Linked DNA regions of Homo sapiens: all the other regions are linked to region 2. A link is a loop called in an ENCODE intact Hi-C map of the cell type or tissue named here. Cell type or tissue: heart right ventricle. All regions are shown on one strand. Each heading gives the region's core, and the rest is flanking DNA. Links, peaks and the distances in the headings are about the cores only. Region 1 has its middle 43 kb from the start of TRI-GAT1-1. Region 2 holds the start of PRKX (protein kinase cAMP-dependent X-linked catalytic subunit). Region 3 overlaps PRKX (protein kinase cAMP-dependent X-linked catalytic subunit).

Region 1 (7,673 bases), core at 1,008-6,007, 81 kb after region 2:
CTCACCTCACTATAACCTTTGCCTCCCAGATTCAAGCGATTCTCATGCCTCAGCCTCCTGAGTAACTGGGATTACAGGTTTAGATTTAGTAGAGACAGGATTTCACCATGTTGGCCAGGCTGGTCTTGAACACTCTTGACCTCAGGTGATCTGCACGTCTCTGCCTCCCAAAGTGCTGGGATTACAGATGTGAGCCACTGTGTCTGGCCTCCGATTCTTTTCTGTATTTACCCAGGAGTGGAATTGCTGGTCATGCGGTTGAGACTGTTTCATGTTGGCTGTGCATCAGCTTTCAACCTCCATCCCATCCTGGAATAGAGGTACTGGTGGTTTCATAATTATATCTGACCTGTATCAGACCCACTTTTGTTTTTTTGGCTGATTGGTACTCTTTTTTATATGTCTTTCGTCACATTTTCTTGACACATATCTGGGAATGCTTGACTGTGTGGGGTTGGTTGTGTGGAGTGCTCAAAGTGAGAAGAAAGAAGGAAGGAAGGAACGGAAGATGGGAGGGAGGAAAGATAAAAGGAAGCAAGAGAAAGGAAGAGGGGAAGGAGAAGGAGGAGAAGAGGAAGAGGAAGATGAGGGAGAAGGAGATGAAGGAGGAGGAGGAAAAGGAGGAGGAGGAGGAGAAAAAGAAAAAATTGGAGGGAGAAGGAGGAGAAAGAGAAGGAACAATAGGAGGAGAAGGAGGAGGAGGAATAGAAAGAGGAGGAGAAAAAGAAAGAAAAGTTGGAGGGAGGAGGTGAAAGAGGAGAGAGGAAGAAGGAGCTGGAGGAGGAGGGGAGGAGGAGGAAGGAAGGGTATTCCCACCCTGAGAACTCTTTTACATTATCCACACAGATTTCTGTGCAGTTATATGATTAATTCAAGGCTCTAATATAATGTAGCAAAAAAAAATCAACAAAATAGAAGGTACTCCTGGACACACTTAAGTTTCACAGGTTGGTGTGGGTTCGTGTCTTCTCAGCAGCATGTGAAGGTGTTAGATGGTTTTTTAAAAAGGAGGAAGAGGAGGAGAATGAGGACGAGGAGGAAGAGAGTGGGGAGGTCTTGCAGCCCAAGAGATGTCTGACATGACCTGGAAGTTACCGCTGCGCCTGCACCATGGGAAGACTGTTCTGGGTCATCGTTTACCCATTGTTTAGACTTTGATGGCTGTCTATGGAGGTGTCTCCAAGTTCGGGTAGGGGGGCCTGGCTCTCAGGTCAGGAGGACTCTGGACTAAGTCTTGAATGTTTCCAGGTGCACCCCATACAAAGGGTCTGTCTCAGGACTCCTACAGCTGAGGGAATTTACAAATTCTTCTTCCCATCTTGGTCTGCTCTGTCTATCCCCCTCACCTGGATGTGTTCCTATACCCATACCCGGTGGCTGTGGTCCAATTTTATTCTAAAAGTTTTCACTAGGAACACATGCTCCAACCCTCATCCAAGGCTAGAATCTTCCCAGCAGTTTCCCAGGGCACCTGCTCTGAGATTTTACCTCTTGGGGAGAGAAAGGATGAGATTCTAGAGTGTGTGTTTTATTTATTTAATTTTTTTTCTAAAGTGAATTGGAAAACAAAAGAATGAACCTCCTCAAACTTCAGTATGGCATGGAGTTGGACTATGACAAGAGAAGCCAGTGGAAGTATAGAGACATCTTGGACTTAAGAAATGCTGTGTACCTATGGTTTGACAGAGAGTAGTGGATTCCCTGACATTAGCCTGTGTGACCTGAAATAAAGCTGCAGGTGTCCCATGGCTGAGTAGGATGCGGGACGTCTTAGTGGGGGCCACTGAAGGAAATTCTTAGGTGACAGAGAGTCAGATAGTGGCAGATCAGAAGATTTGGATAGAACCAGGAAACAGACACGTTAAAAAAAATTGCAGTAAGAATATCTAACATGAGATTTATCCTCTCAAGTTTTTAAGTATGCAATACAGTATTATTATTACTTGTTAACTCTTTAAAACATTTGAATAGTTTTTGGGGAACAGGTGGTGTTTGGTTACACGTATAAGTTCTTTAGTGGTGATTTCTGAGATTTTGGTGCACCGTCATCTGAGCAGTATACACTGTACCCAGTGTGTCCCCTTTGATCCCCCACCCCCCTCCCACCCTTCCCCCTGAGTCCCAGAGTCCATTATGCCATTCCTATGCCTTTGCATCCTCATAGCTTAGCTTCTGCTTATAAGTGAGAGCATACGATGTTTGGTTTTCCATCCCTGAATGACTTCACTTAGAATAATGGTCTCCAATTCCATCCAGCTTGCTGCAATTGCCATTATTTCATTCCTTTTTATGGCTGAGTAGTACAGAATACAGTATTATTAACTACAGGCGCAGTGTTGTAGACAGCAGATCAGAACTTATTCGTCTTGTATAACTGAAGCTTTATACCCACAGAACAACTCCCTACTGCCCCTCCTCGGAGCACCTGGCAACCACCATTCATCCTCTGCTTCTATGAGTTTCATGAGTTTATACTCTGCATATAAGTGAGACATGGCAGTATTTGTCTTTCTGTGCCTGGCAGATTCTGCTTAGCATAATGTCCTCCAGGTTCATCTGTGTTGTTGCCAATGATTGGTTGCCTTTCTTTCTTAAAGCTGAATAGGATTCCACTGTATATATGCATGACATTTTCTTTACGCATTCATCCATCCACGGACACTTAGATGGTTTCCATGCCCAGGCTATAGTGAATGATGCTGCAGTGAACATGGGGGTGCAGATGTCTATTTGAGATCTTGATTTTATTTCATTTGGACAAATACGAGTAGGCTTGCTGGGTCACAGTAGATTTATTTTTAATTTTTTGAGGAACAGAAAATGGGCATTTTTTAAAACCACATCTGGAAGAGGGGAGGAGCCACAGAGTTCATTTCCAACACCTTCCTGTATGTTCTTTTCCGGTAGTTGTGCATAGTGTATCATACATAAGTTAGCTGCTTTGCAAACAGTGTGTAGTTCAATCTTCCCTTACCTTTGGAAACAACCTGGTCTCAAAAAGCTTATCTGTGTTGTCTCTGAAATAACCTTTGGGTGCAGTCTGTACAGTTAAACCATGTGAATTCAGTAACTTGCAGCTAATGCTTTTGCTATCCTTATAAAATGAGGAGACAGACGCTTGATCCTGACCTAGCTCTTGATATGGTTTGGCTCTGTGTTCTCACCCAAATCTCCTGTTGAATTGTAATTCCGAATGGTGGGAGGTGATTGGATCATGGGGGCGGATTTCCTCCTTGATGTTCTTGTAGTGAGTGAGTTCTCACAAGATCTGGTTGTTTAAAAATGTGTGACACTTCCCCCTTTGTGCACTCTCGCTCTCTCCTGCTGGGCATGTGAAGATTGTGCCTGCTTCCCCTTCGCCTTCCACCATGATTGTAAGTTTTCTGAGGCCTCCCCACCCATGCCTCCTGTACAGCCTGTGAAGCTGTGAGCCAATTAAACCTCTTTTCTCCATAAATTACTCAGTTTCACGTATGTCTTCATAGCAGTGTGAGAATGGACGTATACAGCTCTATTGAGTCCAAGAGTCCCAACTTCAGGCATTCCTGTCTGGGGACAAACACTCACCATATTAGTCTGCTAGGTCCCACAGTCCTCAGAAATTTATTTTCTCACAGTTCTGCAGGCCGGAAGTCCAAGAACAGGATGCTGTTAAGATTGGGGTCTAGTGAGGACTCTTTTCCTGGCTGGCAGATGGCCACCTTCTCACTGTATCCTCACATGGCCTTTCCTTTGTCCTAAAGCAGAAAGGCGGTGGTGGAGATGGAAAGAGAGAGAAAGAGAGAGAATGAGGGAACTGTGGTTGTCCAGGGTTGGCAGAAGAAGGAATGGGGAATTGTTTAGTGGGTACAGAGTTTCAGTTATGCAAGACATATAAGCTCTGATCTACTGTACAGAATCATGCCTATAGTTAACAATACTCTATTATGTACTTAAGTATTTAAGAGGGTAAATCTCATATTAAGGGTTCTTATCACAATGAGAGAGAGAGAGAGAGATCTGTCTTCATCTTCTTATGAGGACACAAGTCCTATAGGATGAGGGCCCCACTCTTATGAGCTCATTGAGTCTTTATTATCTGCTGATAGACTCTATCTCCAAATACAGCCACATTAGGGTTAGGGTTTCCCCATATGAATTTTGAAGGGACATGGTTCAGTCTGTAACACCTACTCCAGCCTGGAGCAATGTGCTCTCTTTCCTTTGGCTGATGGTCTTGATGGAGTAGGAAGAACTTCATCGTCATCCTATACAGCACCTGCAGATGCTGGGACTTCTCTAGTGGGATGCAGCTTGTTTCCAAAGTAAGTAAGTGGAAGTCGGGGCACAGTGGCTCATGCCCATAACCTTAGCTCTCTGGGAGGCTGAGGGCAGAGGATTCCTTGAGCCCAGGAGTTTGAGACCAGTTTGGACAACATAGTGAGACCCTGTCTTTACCAAAAATTTGAAATTAGCCAGGTATGGTGGTGCATGCCTGTGGTCCCAGCTACTTGGGAGGCTGGGAGGTGGGAGGATTACTTGTGACTGGGTGTTTGAGGCTGCAGTGAGTTATGATCATGCCACTGCACTCCAGCCTGGGCAACAGACGGAGACCCTGCCCCCAATCCCGCCCCCACCAAAAAAAAGTAAGTGAAAACTGGCTGGGCACGGTGGCTCATGCCTGTAATCCCAGCACTTTGGGAGGCCGAGGCGGGCGGATCACGAGGTCAGGAGATCGAGACCATCCTGGCTAACACGGTGAAACCCCGTCTCTACTAAAAATCCAAAAAAATTAGCCGGGCGTGGTGATGGGCGCCTGTAGTCCCAGCTACTCGGGAAGCTGAGGCAGGTGAATGGCCTGAACCCGGGAGGCGGAGCTTGCAGTGAGCTGAGATAGCACCACTGCACTCCAGCCTGGGCAACAGAGCTAGACTTCGTCTTAAAAAAAAAAAAAAAAAAAAAGTAAGTGAAAACTTCAGGAATGTGCTGGGACAGGTTTGAAAACTCATGGTTTTCTCCCCTGGTCACCCAGCACTGGAAGCTCTATATGCTTGAGGTACTTTCAGGTGTTTCTGACCACATGATAAGTAGAATTATCTTTTCACACCATTGATTGTTACTTCTAGCTGGGATATAATTGGTGTGCCACTTACCTGCACTTTTTTCATGATGAGGCCAATGTTATTATCTTATAAATAAGTATGGATCTTAATTGACAAACTTTCTGCTAATTCTATATTACCCTTCCCTTCTACGTCCATCAGGTTTCTATGTTGTCTTCTAGGAAACCCACGAAAGATTGTAAAGTCAATAAGATTTAAACATCTTTCAAATTCCCAATGGCCAGACAGAAATATTTGTTTGCAAAAATTTCCCCAAAGAGGTGCACAGATAAATCTTTTAAGATGAAGCCATGCGAAAATATAAAGGAAGGGCTGGGCGCGGTGGCTCAGGCCTGTCATCCCAGCACTTTGAGAGGCCAAGGTGGGCGCATCACTTGAGGTCAGGAGCTTGAGACCAGCCTGGCCAACATGGTGAAACCCCATCTCTACTAAAAATACAAAAATTAGCCGGGTGTGGTGGCACATGCCTGTAATCCCATCTACTTGGGAGGCTGAAGCAGGAGAATTGCTTGAACCCAGGAGGCGGCGGTTGCAGTGAGCTGAGATTGCACCACTGCACTCCAGACTGGGAAACAGAGTGAGACTCTGTCTCAAAAAAGAAAAAAATATAAAGGAAGACTGGTATCTGTTTGTCTGTTGAGTGTTGGACAATGTGGGGATGGGGAGGACAGGATTGTCTCTGCTCTTAACTTTCTTTTTAAATTAAACTTTTTTTGGAGATGAGGTCTTGCTCTGTTGCCCAGGCTGGAGTGCAGTTGTGCAATCGTGGTTCACTGCAGCCTTGGCTGCCTGGGCTGAAGCGATCCTCCCAGCTTAGCCTCCTGAGTTCCTGGGACCACAGGTGTGCTCCACCATACCCACTTAGTTTTTTATTTTTTGTAAGGTTGGGGTCGTGCTGTGTTGCCCCACTTGTCTTGAGCCCCTGGGCTCTAGTGATCCTTTTACCTTGGCCTCCCAAAATGCTGGGATTACATGCATGAGCCACTGTGCCTGGCCCTGGCTCTTAACTTTTGGGGTAACTGAAGTGATGCCCACCGTAGGTTTTGAGACTTAGGAGAAGACTAATTTTTTCTCTATGGAGAGGAAATTTATAGAACATAAAACTCAACATTTTGTTATTTTTATTATTTATTTATTTTTGAGACAGAGTCTCACTCTGTTGCCCAGACTGGAGTGCAGTGGTGCAATCTCAGCTCACTGCAACCTCTGCCTCCTGGGTTCAAGCAATTCTCCTGCCTCAGCTTCCCAAGTACCTGGAATTACAGGCGCCCACCACCATGTCCGGCTAGTTTTTGTATTTTCAGTAGAGACGGGGTTTCACCACGTTGGTCAAGCTGGTCTCGAACTCCTGACCTCAGGTGATCCACCCACCTTGGACTCCCAAGGTGCTGGGATTACAGGCGAGAGCCGCTGCACCTGGCAAAATTCACCATTTTAAAGTGTACAGCTCAGTGAGATTTAGTATGTTCACAACCACGTCTCTATCTAGTTCCAGAACATTTTCATATTTCCAAAACGGGACCCTGTACCCACTAGCAGTCACTTCCCATTCCGCCTCCCCAGCCTCTAATGGCCATGTATTTTCCGTCTCTGTGGATTTGCCTATTTTGGACACTTTATATAAATGGCATCATATAGCACGTGGTCTTTTGTGTCTGACTCGTTTCGCTGAGTGTGCTGTTATTCAGGTGCACCCACACTGTAACCTGTTTCCGAGCCGCATTCCTCTCTAGGGTTGCATCATGTTCCCTTGTGTGGATGGACCACGTTGTGTTTTTCTTCATCCACTGATGGTCATTTGGGTTGATTCCACTTGAGATGTTTTTTAACCTACGACTCAGGACACCTGGACTAGATTATTCATGATTTCTTCCAGATCTGCGATCTTAGATTTAAATAAATAGCAGTGTGCCATTTGGGTCACAGATGTTAGTTCTGTGTGAAACAGATCTATAGATAGGAAGAAGAAGTTTAACGAAGAGAAGATACAGACGGGCTGTGAAAAGTACCTGGGAAGAAATTGAAACTGCAACAGGGAAATGATGATAAAGTTTTTGGTGTGCAATGGATTATAAAAGGCGCTATACAACGGAGAGAATGTGTCCTTATTGTGTTCAGAGGATGAGAAGGTACGCAGGTGTGAGTCTGGCCTTGAATCTTCAACCCACTACTTCATCATTATTTTATTAAAACAAAACTTCGATGCATTTCAAATCATTGTCTTTTCCACATTAGGTAAAATTACATGCTATTTTTCATTTGAAGTATTTTTGGTTTTTGGTGGAGTAATGCTCTTATGGGTCTTTCTAATTTTATTTATTTATTTATTTGTTTATTTATTTATTTATTTATTTATGACAGGGTCTCTCTGTGTCACCCAGGCTGGAGTGCAGTGGCACGGTCTCAAGTAGCTGGGATGAAAAGCACACACCACCATGTCCAGCTAATTTTTTATTTTTATTTTTACTTTTTGAGATAGAGTCTCACTCTGTTGCCCAGGCTGGAGTACAGTGCTGCAATCTTGGCTCACTGCAACCTCCACTTCTCGGGGTCAAGAGATTCTCCTCGTTC
Region 2 (7,673 bases), core at 1,746-6,745:
TCATTTTCTTATTTTATTTTTTATAGAGAGGATCTCGCTCTATCACCCAGGCTGGAGTACGGTGGCGCGATTGTGGTTGACTGCAGCCTTGACCTCCTGGGCTCAAGTGATCCTCTTGCCTCAGCTTCCCAGGTAACTCAGGTATGCGCCACCATGCCCAGCTAACTATTACTACTATTTTTTTTAAGAGATGAGGGTCTCACTATATTGCCCAGGCTGGTCTGGAACTCCCGGCCTCAAGTCATCCTCCCACCGCGACCTCCCAAATAGCTGGGACTACAGGCACGCACCACTGTACCTGGCCCTGAAATTTCTTTTTTTAAAGCACAATTGTTCTCCATCATAGGAACAAGCATGGCTTGGTTATATGAACAAGAAATTTGAAGAACCAGATTGAAAACCATTTTTTCTCTGAGGACTAGTATGACTGTTCTGATCCAAAGTTCCTAAAACGAAATCGGCCTTTAGACCAGACGTACTCCAGAATCCCTTCACGCATAAAAAAGAAAAAAAGAATCCATTATCAGACTTTTCACAACTGCAAACTGCACTCTTTCTTCCTAACTACCTGACCTTGAGGAAAACTGGTCAATCTAGAACGCTGACAAGTTTCTTTTTCTCTCTGTCGCCCAGGCTGGAGCGCAGTGGTGTGATCTTGGCTTACTGCAACCTCTGCCTCCTGGGTGCAAGCAATTCCTCTGCCTCAGCCTCCTGAGAAGCTGGGATTACAGGCGCCCGCCACCACGCCCGGCTAATTTTTGTATTTTCTCAGTAGAGACAGGGTTTCACCATGTTGGCCAGGCTGGTCTGGAACTCCTGAGCACAAGTGATCCGCCTGCCTCGGCCTCCCAAAGTGCTGGGACTACAGGTATGAGCCACCACGCCCAGCCTGTGATTGGCTTTAAGTCATAGAAAATAGGATTGCTCAGCTGGCAATCTGCATACAGATCCCCTCTGCCCACCCCCCAAAAAGTTCAGTACTCCTGCGGGTGCTTGTTTGGGGCCTGAGAGAATTCGGAATGAGGGCGAAAGAGCACTTAAAAGCAAACTTATGTTCCTGTAGTGACAGTTTAGGATGAAGAGAGGTCACACCCACCCAGACTGGGTTTCAACTCCAGACTGAGACTCAAGCTCACCCCTCACTATTCTCCATCACGCCTTGGAAAACAGTCCAAAGCTGCTGTAGATTGTGGCTTAGAGACACAATCGTGAAGGATCTAAAAGGCTTAGGATTTTATAAAATGTATTATTTTAGGTGAATCACACTCAGATTGCTCTTTAACCAACAATAAAGAAACGGGCTTGGATAAAAGGTTGCAGATAATGTCACCAAAGCTGTGCAGTTGTCATGAGAGAGTGTTCCAGACGTGCATGCAAACATACACACACACACCCCTGGGTCCTGGTCCCCTGCTGTCCAATGAGTGTGGGATACCTAGCCCTCCTGTCACATCGTTGGAGCTCACAGGAAGTTATCCTTGAGAAAGGAGCATCATCCTCATCCTCATTAAGAGAGCACTGACTGGACTGAAAAAAAAAGCTGACTCCCCGCCCAGCCAGCTTGGTCCCCAGAGGCAGCGACACTCTATTTTTAAAGATGAGGTTACCCGCTGGGCACCCTAAGCTGACTTGACGTCAAACTGAGTGGCCCCCTGTGACACCAGAACCCCTCACCTCTGCCGCCCTCCTGCCCGCATCCTGCTCTCTGCCCCGGCCTCCAGCCCCAGCTCCACCTTTCCCAAGGGACCCATGTGGGTGCCCCAAAGAATGACAAACGCTGGTGCTGAGTGCCAAGGAACGGCTGGACCTCATCAATTTTCCATTGTCGAGTTGTATTTCCACCTACTGTGGCGGCTGCGCCAGTCAGGGTTCCTGCCCCACCCTTCTTCCGCGCAAAACACACCCAGCTCTAAGATTAGACCAGGACAGCTTTCCGGGGGGACCAAGACAAGGGGGAAGGCAGAGAGAGAGGAGGGAGGGAGACAGAAAAACCAAGACCGGAAGGGGACAGGGAGAGAGACACCAAGAGACAGAGGAGGAGAAATGCAGAGAGACTTGAACAGAGACAGAAAGAGGGAGAGAGAAGAGAAACAGAGAAAAGAGAGAGAGAATGAGATAAAGAGGAGGAGGGAGGGAGAGGAGAAAGAGAGAGGGCCTCCTCCCACTCTGTCCTTCCAAATTCAGGCTTTCCTCGTGGGCCCTTCCTCAAGGTCTAAGTGGCAAAGAGGTCACTGAAGGAAGCTAAGTCCCCTCTTCCTCAGCGGTTCTAAAGGCCCCACTGGCTATGCCCGCTGGTCTTCCTAAGTCATAAGCTATGGCCTCGAGCCCTTGGGCTTCCCAGCCCAGCTTCCTCCTTTCCAAAATGAGGACAAACAGGAGTTAGAGGGCCTGAGAGCCGACGCCTCACCAACACACCCAGGACAGCCCCCTCTACTCTCCCATTTATTTTCTTGACAGCCAACACCCCACTTAGCCATACGGAGTCCCTAAGTGGCACAGGCGGGCCGATGACAACTGTTTAAATCCAGCGCCCACGTTCAGTTGGGATATTCTGACCCACTCAGGGCTGCTCCATAAAGCAGCGCGTGTCCGGATGCAAGAGCACCGAGAACTCGAAACCTCTCTGTCAAGCTGCCCATTCGGGGTTAAGTTCAAAGACAGAGGACAAAGGAAACGGATAAAGCGTCCGATACAAGAATTACCCATTTCAGAGGCACAAGACGAAGAGCACAGGCGGTGTCAGGACATGTTAGGATCCGTCCCCAGCGCTGCCGTCCTCGTCCCCACAGCGCCCCGGGACACCTGTCCCCCACAGCCCAGCTGCTCCTGCAGCCCCTGGAGAAATCTGTACATTCCCTGCCTCTGGGCACACAGGGAGGCTGGCCTAGGGGAGGCCTGCAGGGGTCTTCGCACCCCGCGCCAGTGTCCCTGGGGCCGCTGCCAGGGAGGGAGCACGAGGTCCCCCAGGCGAGGTGACCCGCAGGAGGTTTTGTGACGTCGGACGGCCCAGGCCCCAGAGTGCTGTGTGTGCTGGGGGTGGAGGGTGGTCTCCGAGAGGAGCCGTCGGCATTTCAGGTTAGGCACCCGGCCGGTCGGGGGTACTTGCCTGGGCTGGGGGGCTGGGGAGTGCGCTCCACCCGGGAAGACCCGGGGCGCAGGTGCAGCCCCGCACGGGGACTCCGAGCCGAAGTAGCGGGTCAGGGCCCTCCCCAGGAGGTCGGCACCCAGGGCCCTTTGTCCTACTACAACGTCCCGGCCACGCCGCGCGCCCCTGTGGGCCGAGTCCCCGCCCGCACTCACTCACCCACGGTGGCCAGCGTGTCAAAGTCCTGCAGGCTGTACACAGGCGGCTCCGGCGACAGCGCCTCAGGGCTGGGGCAGAGCGCGGGCGCCCCGTCGGGGGTCTCCTCCGCCACCTTGCGGGAGTCGCTCTCCGCCGCGGCCGCCTGGGCCAGCCCGGGCGCCTCCATGGGGACGCACTCAGGTCCGGGGCACCGGGCCAGGCCGGAGCGCTCGGGGAGCCGGGCTTCCCGGGACGCAGCCTCGGAGGGCGGCGCGGCGGCGGCATCAACAGAGGCTCCCCATGCGCGCTCTCGCCTCCTGGTGCGCGGTCCGGCGCGGCTGACGGAGCGACGGGGACAATGGCTGGGCGGCGCTCACGGCACAAGCAGCAACGGCCCCGAGTGGGAGCAGCCGCCGGCCTCGGGGGGCGGGCACCGAGTGCGGGACGACTGCGGGGAAGGCGGGGGCCGCGGCCCGGGCTGGGGGGGGCGAGGCGGGGGCCCTGCGCATTCCGGGTCTCGCGCCCGCCGCCTCCTCCAGCTCGGTAGCCGCGTGCGCGCTGTTGGGGCGGGCGGAAGCCGCCTGGGCGTGACCGCGCCTCTCCCCGCCCTAACCCGGCCGCGGGGCTGGGGGCGTCGCCTTCGCGCGCGCTCCGCCCCCGCCCCGACCCAGCCCAGGAGCCGGAGACCCGGGCGTGCGGCGCTGGGGAGGTGCCCACGCCCCCTCCGCGCCCGGGGCACCCCTGGGGTGGGACCCAGGCTGACTTCTCCTCGGGGACGCACTGGCGGGCCACCCGCGTCGCTGCACCCAAGCCCGGAAGATGGGGAGGCGAGGGGGCCCGGGGACAGGGAGGGCGTAGCTCAGCAGAAGTGAAGTTCAAAACTAAAAAGTGAAACTGGCGTTTGGTGAAGAGAGGGGCTCGGATTAGCCCGGCTAATTTTTGTATTTTCTCAGTAGAGACAGGGTTTCACCATGTTGGCCAGGCTGGTCTGGAACTCCTGAGCACAAGTGAACCGCCTGCCTCGTTCTCCCAAAGTGCTGGGACTACAGGTATAAGCCACCACGCCCAGCCTCTGATTGGCTTTAAGTCATAGAAAATAGGATTGCTCAGCTGGCAATCTGCATACAGATCCCCTCTGCCCTCCCCCCAAAAAGTTCAGTACTCCTGCGGGTGCTTGTTTGGGACCTGAGAGAATTTGGAATGAGGGCGGATCCCCAAGAGGGGCTGCCGGGTCTTCGGGATGAGTTCAGCGTCCTGGTTTTGCTGTAGGACTCTGGTGATTCTAGATTTCTACTTGGAAGGGGCGGGGAAGGGCGGGCTCGACCCTGTGCGTTTCTTTGCAGCTTCCTGTGGATCTAGAATTCTTTACAAATAAACATTCCTTTAAAAAACTAGGGAAAGACAGATTTGAGAGATCGCCCGACCAAATGTAGTGCGTGAAACTTGATTGGTCACTGTTTCAAACACCCCGGCGACAACCCTATAAAGAATTGTGCAGAGGCATTTCAATTTCAGAAACCCCAAAGATTTTTTTTTCCTGGCTTAAGTGTGGCTCAGGCAATAGTTGGACATACTTATATTTAAAACCCATATCCGTGTGGATTTGAAATGCAAATATAGCTAGATATTTGGTCACCCCTTTCCCCAGGGAAATGCAGACAGTGCTTAACTTGCGGGCCTGGCACGGCCTGGACGCTGCGCCCCTGACCCGCGACCAGGGCGGCCCAGGCTGCCGGTTCGCCGACCACAGTTTGAGCAGCAAGGGGTCAAACTGCAAACGCCTTTGTTTTGAGGGATCTCAGCGATTCTGCGATTGGAGGGGGTCTCCAGTCCCTCAGTCCGCAGGTCAGGGGGGCTTTCCGAGAGCCAAAGCGGCCTCTAAGTCAGAACGGACACATTTTTAGGGGGACCAGGCCGAGCCATCCTTCCACAGCTAACGGGGAGGGGGAGTCAGGAAGTCTGAACCTGGCTCAGGCTTTGGATTTCTGGCCCCTGGCTGCCAGCCTCGCCCAGCCTCCACCTGCATTTTGTGGGTGGCATTTCCCCCCGGGGGTGACACCCGCTCCCTATGCTCTGCAAAATCCTGAGCTGGAATGCAAAACATATGCGACACCAGCAGGCCCCTGCCATCCCCTGAGCCTGGTTAGGACAGGTCACGGCCCTGCCAAGCTTCACCAGCAAGCCGCGCAATCCCTTGATCCTGGTTAGGACAGGAAACGGCCCTGCCAAGCCCTGCCTGGCCGAGGGGTTCAGGGCCAGCAAGGAACGCGCACTCAGGAAAAGTTCGTGTCTCCCCGCGGAACGCGCGCCCTCTCCACTAGGGCCTGACCTTGGAAATGCAAGGCTGCGGCCTCATAAAGTCCTTTTAATCAAGGCCCGGGTTTCACACCCAATTAAGCAGATGTCCTTGCCTGCAAATTGCACGCAGGAAGAAGAACGTGGCACAGATTTGCAGCGTTAAACTCTGCTTGAGCTGCTGGTTGGTCTGATTCCACCGAACCCACCCTGAACTTGACCGCATAGCTACCTCTTCTTATAAATAGACCCTGCACGTTTCACAACACCTTGCTTGACAAAACAGCTTTCATCTGGAAGGATCATAAAAATCCTTGAGAAACCACAGCCTATTACTTGAGAGACAAAAAAGGAAAATCCCTGTGAGTTAGGCATGGAAGGGTCATTACCGCCTTAATGAAGTGGCATTAATTTGCGGTGGAGTCAGGAATTGCTGAACTCTGCCATTCGGAAGGAATAAGTCCCTGACCCTAAACCAGAATGAGCTATAAATTCAATACAATGATAGGTGCAGGTGTTGTTAAATATGAGAAGAATCAAAATTGTACCATCTGGCTTAGCACAGAGACTCACACCTGTGATCTCAGCACTTTGGGAGGCATGGGGGTTCGAGACCAGCCTGGGCAACATTGGAACCCACCCCCCCATCTCTACCAAAAATAATTTTTTAAACTAGCCACGTGTGGTGGTGCACACTTATAATCCCAGCACAGAGGCAAAGGCACGAGGATGCCTTGAGCCCAGGAGGTCAAGGCTGCAGTGAGCTATGACTGCACCACTGCCCTCCAGCCTGGGCAACAGAGTGAGATCCTAACTAAAAAAAAAAAAATCATACAATCTCTGAAGGGAGCTGAACACTCTTTAAGCATGTATACTGTATGTGTGTGTTTGTGTATGTATGTGTGTATATATAATGTATATATAGCCATTCCATATATTATATATACTGAATTAAATATGTTATATATTTGTGTATATGTATGTGTACATAAGTATGCATATATATGATATATAATATATTTTGCATAAATGATATATAAAATATATATTTCTATATATGGTGATATAAAATCTTTTTTCTAATTTTATTTTTTATTTTTTCATTTTTATATATTGAGGAGGTACAAATGCAGACTTTCTGTTTTTCAGTAATTTTGCTTAAGATAATGGCCTCCATTTCCTTCCACGTTGCTGCAAAAGACATTATTTCATTCTTTTTTATGGAATCATAGTATTCCATGGTGTGTGTATATATATGTTTGTGTATGTGTGTGGGATTACAGGTGCCCGCCACCACGCCTGGCTAATTTTTGTATTTTTTGTAGAGACGGGGTTTCACCATGTTGGTCAGGCTGGTCTCAAACTCCTGACCTCGTGATCTGTCCGCCTCGGCCTCCCAAAGTGCTGGGATTATGGGCTTGAGCCACCGCACCCGGCCAACTTTACAATTTATATATATAATTTGCATATATATAACTTATATAAATATATATTCTAGTATATTTTATATAATATATATTCTAGTGTGTGTGTATATACGTGAAGTGTTTAGCCACCTTCGCAGACATATACACACACACATATATATATTCTGAGTTAAACATATATAATATATAAAATATATGTATGTATATGTGTGTGTATATATATGTGTATATGTGTTTGTGTGTATATATATGTGTGTATATATGTGTGTGTGTATATATATATTTATGTTGCAACTTATTGACCTAAACATATGCTTCAGCTTCCCTTTCACTGCCATCTGCGGTGAAGCTGCCACCAAACTGCAGATTTTCGTGAAAACCCTAAGGGGGAAGACCATCACCCTTGAGGTTGAACCCTCAGATGCGATAGAAAATGTAAAGGCCAAGATCCAGGATAAGGAAGGAATTCCTCCTGATCAGCAAAGACTGATCTTTGCTGGCAAGCAACTGGAAGATGGACGTACTTTGTCTGACTGCAACATTCAAAAGGAGCCTACTCTTCATCTTTTGCTGAGACTTTGTGGTGTTGCTAAGAAAAGGAAGAAGTCTTACCCCACTCCCAAGAAGAATAAGCACAAGAGAAAGAAGGTGAAGCTGGATGTCCTGAA
Region 3 (7,673 bases), core at 1,146-6,145, 50 kb before region 2:
GAAAATTTAGCTACGACTGACCAGCCAAGGTGTGATACTGAACATTTGGGGGTAACACTGAGCTCTTGAAAATACCATTAATAGTCAAAGCAATAGCAAGACCACTGTCTACAACTGTTAATTTGGTTGAAGAGAATATACATGGCTCTACTTCCCTATGGCTCAAATATGTAAGAAAAAGATGGACGCATGCTTACACACACACATACAAACACACTCTCTCTCTCTCTATCAATTAGCTTGCAACACATTTTTGGATATATCCTGTATCCTCCCCCATCTACCTCACTCTGGGATAATAATCTGCACAGATCCTCTTAAGAATAATGCATCACCTTGTCACAATGTAGCAGCAGGTCACCTTTCAGGAGCATCAGAGATAATTAACCATGGTGGGAGATTAGAAGGATTTGGGTAGGTTAGAAGCAAGGAATGAAAGAACTTTGAGGATTACACAGGCATGTAGAATACGCAAGCCCTGACAATACAAACATCTCAGGTTCGGTCACTTGGCTTGCAGGGGAAGTTGCAATTTCAACCATGGGTAGGATGATCTGTAGAGGAAGAGAGTTAGGGCTTTGTATCAAATGAGAAGAGGAGGGAAGGGACGAGGAGAGGAGGGGAAGGAAGAAGAGGTGGGGAGAGGAGGAGAGAAAGCAGGGGAGAAAAAGTTACTGCACGAGTGGGGAAAACTACTGAGATGTGTAAGGTTGTATGAAAATACATCTGTTCCACAAGTGTCTCAGTAAAATCAACATCAACAAACCACAAGGCTTAATAAAGTCACCTTATCAGTATATATGAAATGGAGACATCATTTTTACCTATACACTAATGCGGGATCACCCTTCAGCATCTTTAAGAAGTAACAGTTTACAAAGAGAGTTAGCAAGTAAAAACATACTCCTTTAAGAAAAAGAAAAATCTAGATAACTGGGATTCTCTTGCCCTTCCCCAAACCAATAAGATTAAGTAAATATTATAAGAAAAAAGAAGTTCTCTGACACATCCTTCCTTCAAATCTTTTATCAGTAAGACTTTGCAGGCGAGTGTGGTGGCTCACACCTGTAATCCCAGCACTTTGGGAAACTGAGGCAGGAGGATCACTTGAGACCAAGAGTTTGAGACTAGCCTGGGCAAAATAGGGAGACTCTGTCTCTGCAAAAAATAAAAAGATTAGCTAGGTGTGGTTGTGCAGGCCTGTAGTCCCAGGTACTTAAGAGGCTGAGGCAGCAGGACAGCCTGAGCCCAGGAGTTGAAGCTATGACTGAACCTCTGCACTCCAGCCTCAGTGACAGAGCCAGACCCTATCTGGAAAAAAAAAAAAAGACTTTGCTTACGTGGACAGAATTTGTACAGAGCTGGGTATCACTAAAGATAAGGAACAAAATGTTGAAAGAGATACTGACTTTACTATCTCCAAAAAACATTCACAAAACTTAAGTCATCATGTGCAGGGGCTGTGGGATAGGACGAGTTTAGTGACCACAGGTGATTTCAAATCTGAGCTTAGAAAATTAGAAACCAATGCATCAGTTCAATGATTCCAGTTACCTGAGGGACTCTGCCCCTGACATCAAGTCTATAAAAGTTCAAAAGCAATAGAAGATAAGAGGGTTTATCACAATGGATATGAGAAGTATGTTCAAGATCTAACACTTACTGTACATACTAGCCTCAGCAATCAATGAATTCATCAACACATTAATCAGTAACTCACCAGCCACATTCTTTATTGGTTTCCAAATGTTTTGGACAAGGGCCCCTTATGTGCCAAGTAATGTTCTCGGTACATAGTATCAGGAACGGCAGATCTTGTGACTGTCATGAGCTTTGCAGGCTTGATGTGGAACAGACATTACATAGTAAACTTGGAAGGATGGCTGGAGGGGGTCCTGTAAGACCAGGTAGAAGGTGGGGACAGGGAGGCAGGGGGCATCTCTGTCCCCACAGCTGAAGGCCAAAGGAAGATTGGGGAGAGACACAAAAGAGCTGGAGGCCAGGTGCGGTGGCTCACGTCTGTAATTCCGGCACTTTGCGGGGCCAAGGTGGCAGATCGCTTGAGCCCAGGAGCTCAAAACCAGCCTAGGCAACAAAGCAAGATCACGTCTCTACAAAAAATTAAAAATTAGGGCCAGGCGCAGTGGCTCATGCCTGTAATCCCAGCACTTTGGGAGGCCAAGGTAGGTGGATCACGAGGTCAGGAGATCGAGACCATCCTGGCTAACATGGTGAAACCCCATCTCTACTAAAAATACAAAGTATTAGCTGGATGTGGTGGCGGGCGCCTGTAGTCCCAGCTACTTGGGAGGCTGAGGCAGGAGAATGGCGTGAACCTGGGAGGCGGAGCTTGCAGTGAACCAAGATCACACCACTGCACTCCAGCCTGGGGGACAGAGTGAGACTCCATCTCAAAAAAAAAAAAAAAAAAAAATTAAAAATTAGGTGGGCATGGTGATATGCACCTGTACTCCTATCTACTTGAGAGACAGAGGTAGCAGAATCACTTGTGCCCAGGAGTTCAAGATCAGCCTGGGCAACATAGCAAGACCCCCAAAATTTAAAAATCAGCCAGGCTTGGTGGTGCAGGCCTGTAGTCCCAACTATCTGGGAGGCTGAGGTGGGAGGATAACTTGGGCCCAGGAGAATGAGGCTGCAGTGAACTATGATGGCACCACTGCACTCCATCTTGGGCAACAGAGAAAGGCCCTGTCTTTAAAAAAAAAAAAAAAAAAAAAATTAGAGATGGGGTCTCACTAAGATGCCCAGGTTGGTCTCAAACTCCTGGCCTCAAGCAATCCTCTCACCTCAGCCTCTGACAGTGCTGAGATTATAGGCATGAGCCACTACGCCCTGCCTATTTTCACATCAGAAACGTTTGGGCTGATACAGCAGGAAGGGGTGAGTTCAGCAGAGATCAGAGATCAGTGGAGAGAAGGGGAGGGAATTTAGATAAGCTATGGCAGCTTCTGTGAAGACATCATTGATGTGGATGGGCTCTGGAGATGTGTTTGAGAATTGGAAAGGGGCAAGGCATGGCGGTGTGCACCTATAATCCTAGCTACTTAGGAGGCTGAGGCAGGGGAAATGCTTGAAATTATGAGTTTGAGACCAGCCTGAGCAACACAGTGAGATCTTGTCCCTACACACACACACACACACACACACACACACACACACACACACAAAAAAATTCAATTAGCTGGACATAGTGGTGTGCACTTGTGGTCCCAGCTACTTGGGAGGCTGAGGTGGGAGGATCTCTTGAGCCCAGGAGGTCAAGGATGCAGTGAGCCATGATTGCACCACTGCACTCCAGCCTGGATGAGACGGCAAGACCACATCTCTTAAAAAAAAAAAAAAAAAAAAAAGTTAAAAGGGCAGGACTCAGGATTACAGTGAATGCAGAGTCAAAGAAAAGGAATAAAAAATGGTTCCTGGGTGAGCCCCAAGAGCTGGAAGGACCACCTATGAAATGGGGAAGTGCAAATGAGGAACTGATTAGGGCTGAGGGGCAAGGAGGAAGAGCAGGAACTCATTTTTGGTGAGAGGCATCTGAGCAGAAGGCTCAGAGAGTGGTCAAGTGGGCGCACACATGTAGCTTGGCAGGCTGAAGGGGTGGGCTGGCAGCAGCGCTTGGGAATCTTGAGACCAGCAAGACAGCGAATGCAAATACAGAGAAAGAGGAATGAGAGGGCAGAGGGGCTCCTGTTTCCCACTGTGGGGTCCAAGGAAACGTCACCAGGAAGTACATGCCCACAGGCACACAGCCTTGCTCCTAGGGTCACATGCACCCTCCCATCCTCTGCAACACTGCCTTGCACAGCTGAGCTCCTCTCGAGGAGAAGTGAGGTCACCTCCCCTGCTGCACGCACTGGAAGACCTCCTCCGCACCAGCAGCGCATCCATGGCCCCTTTCCTCCACTTCCACACCAACATCTGTTGTTTTCTTACTTTTTTGTTTTTTTCCTAGATAGGGTCTCGCTCTGTTGTTGCATAGGCTGGAGTGCAGTGGCGCAACCATAGATCACTGCAACCTTCAACTCCTGAGCTCGAGCAATTCTCCCACCTCAGCCTCCTGAAGAACTGTGACTATAGGCGTGCAACACCATCCCTCGCTATTTCTTCGAGCTTTTTGTAGAGACAGGGTCTCCCTATATTGCCCAGGCTGTTCTAAAACTCCTGGGCTCAAGCGATCCTCCTGCCTGGGTCTCTCAAAGTGCTGGGATTATAGGCGTGGGCCACCATGCCTGGATTTTTTTGAGTTTTTGTAACAGCCATTCCAATAGATGACTGGATAAAGAAAATTTAGTATATAAAAGTCACAGAAAATGTAGTATATCGACACCACCATAAAAAATAAAATCATGTCTTTTGCAACGACAGGGATGGAACTGGAAACCACTATCCTAAGTAAAATAACTGAGACACAGAAAGTCAAATACCGCATAGTCTCACTCAAAAGTAGGAGCTCAACAGTGGGTCCACATGGACACAGAAATGGAAATAACAGATACGGGGACTCCCAAAAGGGGAAGGCTGGGAAGGGGTTGAGGGCTGAGAAATAACCTATTGGGTACAATGTTCACTATTCGGGTAAGGGGTACCCTAGAAGCCCAAAGCTCACCATAACATGATACATCCATGTACCAAACGTCCACGTGTATCCCTGAATGTCTAAAGATTAACAACAACACAATAATAATACAACTTCTCCTCCTCAAAATACCCCAGAGGGATCTCCAAGAAAACAAGAGACAAAAATGATGCATACTCTAGTGGCATGAGGCCAAAACTGCACGGGGCGCGCGCGTGTGTGTGTGTGCATGCATATATGTGTGCGTGCATGTGTGTGTGCACGTGCACGTGTGTGTGCTTGTGTGTGTGCGTGCTTGTGTGTGTGCGTTTGTGTGAGGGGGCTTTTTTAACACAAAGAAAAGTACAGAAGGATCCATACCAGGCTGTGAAATAGTTACCTGGCAATGAGGAATTCCAGATCAGCCCAGTCAACAAGGTGAAAACCCATATTTACTAAAAGTACAAAATTAGCTGGGGGTGGTGGTGCATGCCTGTAATCCCAGCTACTCAGGAGGCTGAGTTGGAAGAATCGCTTGAACCCAGGAGGCACAGGTTGCAGTGACCCAAGATCACAACACTGCACTCCAGCTGGGGTGACAGAGCGAGACTCCATCTCTAAAAAATAATAATAATAAATTAAAACAATGTATTCAAGCAGCTGAAATCAGGCACTGGACAGATATTTGCCAAACCTTGTTCATAGCAGCATTATTCACTACAGCCAAGAGGTGGAAGGCACCCCAGTGTCCAAGGATGAATGAATGGGTAAACACAACATGCTGTATCCTCTATACGATGGAATAGTACTCAGGCTTAGAAAGGAGGGAAATTCCTTTCTACAGGACGGGGGAATCTGAAGGACATTACAGTAACTGAAAGAAGCCAGTCGCAAAAGGACAAATGCCGTATGATTCTGCCTATATAAGGCTCCTAGAATCACCAAATTCATAGAGCAGAGAGTACGAGGGAGGTTGCCAGGGCAGGGCTGGAGGGAGGGGCAATAAGGCGTGTTTCATGAGGACAGAGTTTCAGTTGGGGAAGATGAAAAGGAGTTCTGGAGATGGATGGGGATGGGGATGGGGATGGGGTGGCGGTTGCACAGAAACATGAATGTGCTCCATGCCACTAAACAGTGTTTTGTTTTTTTTGTTTTCTGTTTTTTTTTTTTTGAGACAGAGTCTTACTCTGTTGCCCAGGATAGAGTGCAGCGACACAATCTCAGCTCACTGCAATCTCCGCCTCCTGGGTTGAAGTGATCCTCCTGCCTCAGCCTCCCGAGTAGTGAACTGTACATTTTTTTTTTTTTTTTTTTTGAGACAGAGTCTCGCTCTGTTACTCAGGCTGGAGTGCAGTGGTGCGATCTTGGCTCACTGCAAACTCTGCCTCCCAGGTTCATGCCGTTCTCCTGCCTCAGCCTCCCAAGTAGCTGAGGACTACAGGCACCCGCCACCACGCCCAGCTAATTTTTTTGTATTTTTAGTAGAGACGGGGTCTCACTGTGTTAGCCAGGATGGTCTTGATCTCCTGACCTCGTGATCCGTCCACCTCGGCCTCCCAAAGTGCTGGGATTACAGGCGTGAGCCACCACGCCCAGCCGTGAACTGTACATTTTAAAAATGGTTAAAATGAGGCCGGGCATGGACGCTCATGCCTGTAATCTCAGCACTTTGAGAGGCCAAGGCAGGAGGATTGAGTGAGATCAGGAGTTTGAGAACAGCCTGGGCAACAAAGCAAGATCACATGTTTGCCAAAAATTAAAATATTAACTGGGCATGGTGGCATGTGCCTATAGTCCCAGCTCAACTTGAGAGCCTGAGGTAGGAGGACTGCTTGAGCCTGGTAGTTGGAGATCAGCCTGTGCAACACAGCGAGACCCTGTCTCTACCAAAAATTAAAAAATTAGCCAGGCGTGGTAGTGCGCACCTGTAGTCCCAGCTACTTGGGAGGCTGAGGCAGGAGGATCACCTGAGCCCAGGAGGTTGAGGCTGCAGTGGGCCATGATTGCACCAGTACACTGCAGCCTGGGCAACAGAGCAAGACCTCATTTCTTTTAAAAAAAAAAAAAAAAAAAAAGGAAGTTAAAATAGTAAACTGTTATGTGATATATGTTAACAAAATAAAAAAATTAAATTTTAAAGAATGTTTTCCAGCATAGAGAGCAATCTATGAATCTATGAACGGGGGGAAAGTCAACATGAAGAAAGAGTCAATGTCGTCAACAACGACTGAGACAAGGGAGGTTTCCAAGTCCCCTCCCCATCCTCTCCAGTGACCTCAGCTGAGCAGCTCTGTCCTCATCTTTAGCTGACAGCAGCACTTTTCCATCCGCGAAGCTGATCTGCAGTCTTTTATTTGCAGGGTCTGCGGGGATGGCTTGTCCTCTAAGGGATTTTTTTGCTTTTGTTTTTGTTTTTATGAACAGGCAAATCAGCCTCACTAATTTGGAGACGCCTTACCGTAGAAGTTGGTCCTCCTCTCTCCAGAGCCCGCCATAAAGCTGGGCTTTTGTGGTGAGAAGAAGAAAATGAGCCATCCTCATCCCATCTCCTCCAACATCTATGCCATGTGAGGCTCCAGAACGGCTCTACTTTCCGACCTGGCTGCACTGCAACTAGCCCTTAACCAAGGTGACCTAGCAGCCCTCGGTGGCTCCATCCACCTGTGGCTTCCTCCCTCCAAGGACCCTGCCTCAGGCTCTCTTCTGAGACAGTTGCTGCAGATGTTTTGCCCTCAAAGTTTCCCAAATTGGAATGCACTCTCTCTCCCTGGATCTCCTCACTGTCCAGCAGCCCAAATGCACAGCTGAGCCAGAGCCAGTCCTTCCTTATATGCACAGCCGAGCCAGAGCCAGTCCTTCCTCATACCCCAGTCCCCATGGCAGTCTCCTACACATCTGGGTTCACTGCATTCCTGTGTCCACCTCCTGGCTGAACTCAGATTTGAGTTTCTCCCCCATGTCCCTCCTGCCCCGTAGTGACCCATGGCTTCCGTGTCACTCCCTGTCTAGAATGAGTTTCCACCACCCACCCCTTTCAGCCAATAAACCCCTACTCCTCCTGCAAAATTCTCCTTAGGTGTCCACTGCGTCTTCACCC

Evidence for each region. Peaks named below come from ENCODE experiments on the same cell type or tissue, not always from the same donor. Only the 100,000 strongest peaks of a DNase experiment are listed, where the experiment ranks them.
Region 1: a loop joins it to region 2, with 4 times the contacts of the local background. A loop is called at or near these places in 3 of 110 quality-filtered maps.
Region 3: it touches region 2 in a loop (3-fold over the local background); 24 of 110 quality-filtered maps call a loop at or near these places.

Annotation. Positions count from the first base shown.
Region 1 is chrX:3,791,953-3,799,625 of GRCh38, forward strand. No RefSeq gene overlaps it. Among named protein-coding and RNA genes, the nearest start is that of TRI-GAT1-1, 43 kb to the right of the region's middle. In heart right ventricle, for the core only: no CTCF peak of the experiment used is centred there; no DNase peak of the experiment used is centred there; H3K27ac peaks cover 1,475 bases.
Region 2 is chrX:3,709,784-3,717,456 of GRCh38, forward strand. It overlaps PRKX (protein kinase cAMP-dependent X-linked catalytic subunit), which reads right to left and starts at 3,866. Exons shown (of 9, transcript NM_005044.5): 1 at 3,305-3,866. The coding sequence starts at 3,470. It also overlaps the pseudogene RPS27AP20. RefSeq lists enhancers at 1,213-1,734, 1,960-2,089, 2,490-2,799, 5,131-5,778 and silencers at 2,970-3,249, 3,290-3,419, 3,440-4,169. In heart right ventricle, for the core only: no CTCF peak of the experiment used is centred there; DNase peaks (open chromatin) are centred at 1,798, 2,438 and 3,818; H3K4me3 peaks cover 2,829 bases; H3K27ac peaks cover 2,726 bases.
Region 3 is chrX:3,660,282-3,667,954 of GRCh38, forward strand. All of the region lies in intron 2 of PRKX (protein kinase cAMP-dependent X-linked catalytic subunit), which reads right to left. PRKX-AS1 (PRKX antisense RNA 1) reads left to right here. Exons shown (of 3, transcript NR_046643.1): 2 at 7,001-7,205; 3 at 7,653-7,673. Among named protein-coding and RNA genes, the nearest start is that of PRKX-AS1, 4.6 kb to the left of the region's middle. In heart right ventricle, for the core only: no CTCF peak of the experiment used is centred there; a DNase peak (open chromatin) is centred at 3,807.